Linked DNA regions of Homo sapiens: region 2 is linked to region 1. The links are chromatin loops, found by intact Hi-C in ENCODE. Cell type or tissue: ovary. All regions are shown on one strand. Each heading gives the region's core, and the rest is flanking DNA. Links, peaks and the distances in the headings are about the cores only.

Region 1 (2,918 bases), core at 159-2,658:
AGAGAGGCTCATAATAAAGACTTGTAACAACACTTCTTGGACCTCAGATATATCTTACAAAACAAACAAAATGTTTGTGAGCTAAGTGTAAATGATTCAGAAACATACGGATCAAATTTCCCCTTAAATGCAAATAGATTTTAAAAATTAGCAGAAAAAGGGCTTGGCAAAAGATGTACTTTGAATTTCACCAAACATAGTGTATTTGAAATGCAGCTTAGAAATCTTGAGAAACCCAAACTGTGAGTAGGTTTTCCCTTTATTGTACTTGTTTATTCCCTCTGTATCTCAGTTGAGAACTCAGTGGTTAAATGGCAGTGGGGAGGGAGAGAGGGTAGAGAAAAATCCTGAAAGATTTTTTTTTAAAAGGCTTGTTGTCACGCTCTTGTATAGCCAGAATGGGAGGTGAGAATTTGGCTTTGGAGAGTTTGTCTTTGTTCCTGCTGTTTTATGTCCCTCATGTTTCCTTTTATAATTGTTTTCTCAGGTTTGCACCTTCTGCTCCATCTCCTCACCACATCAGCCCCCGGAGAGTTCCAGCTCCTTCTTCAATACTGCAAAGAACACAGCCTCCCTATACCCAGCAGCCATCAGGTTCACACCTGAAGTCCTATCAGCCAGAAACAAACTCTTCTTTTCAACCAAATGGTATCCATGTCCATGGTAAGCAAGAAGCTGGCAGTCCCTTGAGTTTTGAAAAGTGACATTGTGCTGTTGCTTTTCATCTTAGTTACCTGTCGTGGATTTCAGATGCTCTGTTCTACACCAGGCTTAGGCTTTCATGACTTGCCTCTAAAATTTCACACTTGATAGGCATGAAATCCTATGGTATTTTCCTGACTTTGGCCTGATGATGGTATGATTTATGACACATCGCACTGGTCAGCTCAAGTTGCTGGTTTTTTCATTGGCCAGGGCTCTAACACCAGCAATAGCATCCTGTTTCTAAACAATAGACAGCCCATGGAGAAAGAAATGACAGGAGTTCTTGTGCCCAAGCATGCCTCTGCTCTGCTAGGTTTTTGCTCTCATTCTCATAGGTCCACATCCTCTCCGTCCTTCAAGGCGCAGGTGGAATGACACCTCCTCTCTGAAGCCCTTCCTGATCCCCCAGCTGATGTCATCTCTCCAGGCTCTAAACTCTGATTTTATATCGCCTGTCTTTCTCTGGTAGTATTTATGCTTCCTCTACCTTGTGTTTTACTTATCTGTGAATAAAACATACTTTCACTATTAATGTGCAGACTTCTTTGTGAGCATTTTCTGACCCATCAGAAAATTATATCTTTTAGGGAACTTAACACAGCTCTTCACAAGTGGCAAAGAGACAGATACTTGTTAGGTGAATGGAGGATGAAAAGGAGAAAAGGAAAGCAAGAGAAATGGTAATGATTGTCTAAATGTGCAGATCTTGTGTTTAATGGGGAATATGCATAGAGAACTAAGTCTTAGTTTCTTTTCTTTATTTAGACTCATTTTGCCATTTCAGGCACGTATCTTAGTGAGCATCCATAGAAAGTTGAATTGCCAAGTCATATAGATTTGAACTGTCACAGGCTTTTACTTCCTAGGGCAATCAGATCTGTATAAGCAGAAGAGATACTGTCCTTTTAGGCTGAATGTTTCAACTTCTGAAAAATACTACTGTCCTCTACCTGCCTCTTGCTGATGCCTGAATTTTCTCTGTATGAGTTATACTTGAAATTAATGGGTGATGTTCCCAAACAAACAAATCTAAATCAATATGCAAATTGAGTGTGAATAATTTTCTAAGATGGCAGAATCAACTAGTACTATGGAGCTAGGCTTGGATAAGAACATCAAAGTAGGCTGGGCATGGTGGCTCACGCCTGTAATCCCAGCACTTTGGGAGGCCGAGGCGGGTGGATCATGAGGTTAGGAGGTCGAGACCATCCTGGCTAACATGGTAAAACCCCATCTCTACTAAAAATACAAAAAAAAAAAAAATTAGCCAGGCGTGACGGCGGGCGCTTGTAGTCCCAGCTACTTGGGAGGCTGAGGCAGGAGAATAGCATGAACCCGGGAGGCGGAACTGGCAGTGAGCCAAGATCGCGTCACTGTACTCCAGCCAGGGTGACAGAGCGAGACTCTGTCTCAAAAAAAAAAAGAACATCAACGTAAAGGCCTGAACAGCAAAGACGAGGTGATATTAAAACAGCAGCCAGCTGTAGGAAGGAAGAGACCTTGAAAAACCAGAGCTATTGGTTCTGGCTCAAAGTTCCGTCCATCTCATCTCCCCACTTCCCCAGTGTAGCCACACAAACCCTCATCAGAATTTGTACTTGTACCATTCTGCAGGCCCATGGTCATTTTTACCTTCTGCTGGCTATACATTGTTTCTCAAGCTTTAGTTATGTATTTATTCAACCAAGAAATACTTCTTGAGTACCTACTGTGCACAAGACAAGGCATCAAGGCATGCAAAAGACAGTCAAATTGAGCCCTCTTCCCTCTGAGGAGGGCCTGCCAGTCCAGTCGAGGAGTTTATCTACTCTGAAAGAGAACCAGGTCCCCTGTGCCATGAAGCCATCCTCACCACTCCAGGCAGTAGATGCACAGCCTGAGTGTGGGCTATGTGAAGTGTAGAGTAGGCCATTGATTCTAAGACACAAATTCTTCACCTTCACATTTTAACATCGCTGAAATCTGGACATAGCTCACAGTGGCATCATATAATTGGCAGTGATTTTTCTTTCTGGTGCTATCTAGAGTAATGGAGCATTTCACAGTTGATGGTGTCAAAGTTCCAAGAAAATGCAGTATAACACATTTTGATTACAACTGTGAAACACATTTTTAAAAATTTGAAAATTGACCTATGTGTAGAAGAAAAATTGGAAGGAAGTTCTCCAAAATATTGACGGTTTTATATCAGGATGGTAGGATAATGGGTGATT
Region 2 (2,918 bases), core at 284-2,783, 60 kb after region 1:
GCCACCATTCCTAAAGAATAAGTTATTTTTTGCTGCCACAGGCCTTCAAGCATGTCCTCGGGGAGACTCTGCTGAAATTTATTGTAGTCATTTACTGATGTCTCCCCTACTCCACTATGTTGTGAACTCCTCAGAGAGAGACTTTATGACTTATTTATCATCATATCTCCTGAGCATAGCAGTGTTTGGCACAGAAAAGGTACTCAGTAGGCTTTGTTGAATTGAATTAAATGAATTGAATTGCAGGTTAAAGAAAAAAAAATTTCAAGTTCTTTGTAGAAAGTAAGAATTGTAGCTTCTAAAGTGAGATGGGGAAGGGTCAGATCTAGAATGTAGAGGCGTGAAAGATCACCTGTGCGGGGAATGACAAGTTATTCAGTCTTGCTGGTATGAACGATGTGCATGGGTGGGAGGAGAGAAAGGTAGGGAGGAAACAGAGCCTCAGGGGCTATGGACCCCCACTAAATTATTTTGAATATATCCTATGAGATCTGGAGAAGCATAAAACAATTTTAAACTGTAAGCAGCTTGATGCTATTTTGTTTATAGACAGAACACTGGCAGTAAAAATTAGGATAGTTGGAGCAGATTGAGACTAGAGGCAGGGATTTAATAATCAAGACCCTGGTCCTTGGAGGGTTGGAAGGATAATGTTTAACAGACCCGATGTAAACATGCAAATGTGCCTGCATCTCTAGTACCATCCTAGTGCTACCCAAAGATGTTTAATGATTTTCCCAGAGTTTTGAGAGCCCATTGGGTTATGTCTGAAAAAACAAAAATGGGCCTCTCCTCCAAAGACATGAGAAATTTATTTTGTGTTAAAATAACATAAATATATGTAAGAATATGGGGGTGGCCATTTTGGCAAAATGCATTTCCCATCAGCCTACTTGATTTCACTTCCTGCCTTTCATGAAATATACGTATATAGAAAGCATGAGACTCCCCACTGGGCTCTACATTTATGCGCATCTGCCGTCCAATTTACAGCTTGCAAAGGAGGTGTTAATTAGTTGGCAGAAGCACCTGAACAGGGAGTACTGGGTTGACTGAGGGGGTGGGAAGGTCTCTGGCATTTCCTTATTCACATAGGCGGAAAAAAAGAAGAAAGGAAACTCACATTGCTGTCCAAAATGGCAACCTCCAAGCCAAGGCAAGTGGTGCAATTATGGCAGGTCCACTTTTCTCTAAAAAGAGAGTCTATTTCTGGAGTCATGTGATTAATATCAGAGGCTCATAATAATTTACTTTAAGTTTTATCTTTATATCCTACTCTCTGCATTGTAAAGATCTTTCAGAGAAACATAGGTAAGATTTTTGCTATTGAATAGAGTAAAATGAACACTGCAGAAGGAATAAGACTAATTTCCACAGGAGGAAAAGCAGAGGATATGTCTTACAAGAGAAAGGGCAGTGATCCAGAGCCAGGAGAGTCTAGGAGGTGGAGGGTGGAGAGGGGAAGTCACAAATCCAGGTGGAGCTCAAAGAACTTTTCATTCGTGGTCAATAAAAATGTTGGCTGAGTTAAAGGAGGTGGTTCCAAGCAACCATTTGTTGGGGGTGGTGGGAGGAAAGCAAGGCTAAATGAAGATCAAATCCAGCTTTCTTCAATTTGTATATCAACAAAATTCATCTCATCTCTGTAGCTCCAAACCAACAAACAGTTGATGAGACAAAATGAAGAAAGAATTACAGGATGTGATCTGGTAAAATATTTTCATTTTAGAGCTGGCACAACTGAGAGGCAGAGAAGGGAAGTAACCTCCCCAAGGATACTGATGGGGGAATCATGCATATACACCTTGGGTTCCTGACTTTCTGCTCATTATTACTCTTGCCAACACATGTTTTTCCAAAGGTCTTTGAAACATTCCTGGGGACGGTACTCTCCCCTTAAATGTGATCCAACCTAGCAACTCTTAACAGCACTGAACTGTACGGTATTGTTGTGGAAAGAGCAGCAGGGCCAAAGCAAAAAGACATGTCTAGAAAAAAGATATGGGCAAACAAAAAGCTTGAATCACATAGTTATTTATGTCTCTAGTGACCATCAAGAGGAAATCAATCAAAAAGTTGGTGAAATAGAAACTTGCAGTTGGTTAATAAATATTGCATGCACCAATGGGGCAGAAGACATTGTGTTAAAAATTCAGAGGTGCTCAGATTATATATATAAAGAATACAGGGAGAGTGCTTACTTTCTACTTTGGAAAATGCCACCGAACCTTCATAAAATACAGCTTGCACTGAAGCAATGCAAAAAGGAAAAAGCAACATAAATTGAGCTTTTAGCACACTCAGCAAGCACTCTTTCAGGCTGCCAAAGTACAAGGTACCTGAACAAAGAGAAAAGAAATACTTTTTATCCAATCCCAGGATGGCTGCCCCTAGCTCCTGATGAAGTTGAGGTGTCCAAACAGAGAAAGCAAACAGAGTAGAGGAAATTCAGTGAGGCAAACAAACGAGCGTCCGGCCTTTCTAGGAGATCAGAGGGCTCCAAGCTCTGCTGCTTCCTTTAGCAAATGCTAATGAGCCCACGAGAAGACAAAACACAATGTGTTTTCTGAACACACATCCCAGACAGAAAGGAATTCTTGAAGTATGTAATGAGGAGCAATTAGCGAGGACTAGAGAGGAGCAGGGATAGGATGTATAACTGGATGATCGAGTTACACTTCCCCTAAGAATTGTGGGAGGTGGCCTGCTTAGGGCTTTTCTGAACTGAGCCTGTGCTCACAAGCTTGAGGATAGACACTGGAAAATCAAAGGAGATTTTCTTACTCAAGTTTACCAAATATTTTCTCTGCTCATTGTTTTAAGCCCCCAGTTCTCAGGCCAGTCTGATGGTAGATTTTCAGTAATATTTACCAATGAGGACACGTAATGAAATGAAGTGATAAAGGAGATACACACAT

The links. Hi-C counts contacts between places; a loop is a spot of excess contacts. Peaks named below come from ENCODE experiments on the same cell type or tissue, not always from the same donor. Only the 100,000 strongest peaks of a DNase experiment are listed, where the experiment ranks them.
Region 2: it touches region 1 in a loop (5-fold over the local background); 1 of 110 quality-filtered maps calls a loop at or near these places.

What each region holds. Positions count from the first base shown.
Region 1 is chr9:3,853,754-3,856,671 of GRCh38, reverse strand. GLIS3 (GLIS family zinc finger 3) reads left to right here. Exons shown (of 11, transcript NM_001042413.2): 9 at 488-663. Among named protein-coding and RNA genes, the nearest start is that of GLIS3-AS1, 43 kb to the left of the region's middle. In ovary, for the core only: no CTCF peak of the experiment used is centred there; no DNase peak of the experiment used is centred there.
Region 2 is chr9:3,793,852-3,796,769 of GRCh38, reverse strand. The region is part of intron 2 of LOC105375962 (a long non-coding RNA gene); the gene reads right to left. Among named protein-coding and RNA genes, the nearest start is that of GLIS3-AS1, 100 kb to the left of the region's middle. In ovary, for the core only: no CTCF peak of the experiment used is centred there; no DNase peak of the experiment used is centred there; H3K4me3 peaks cover 292 bases; H3K27ac peaks cover 586 bases.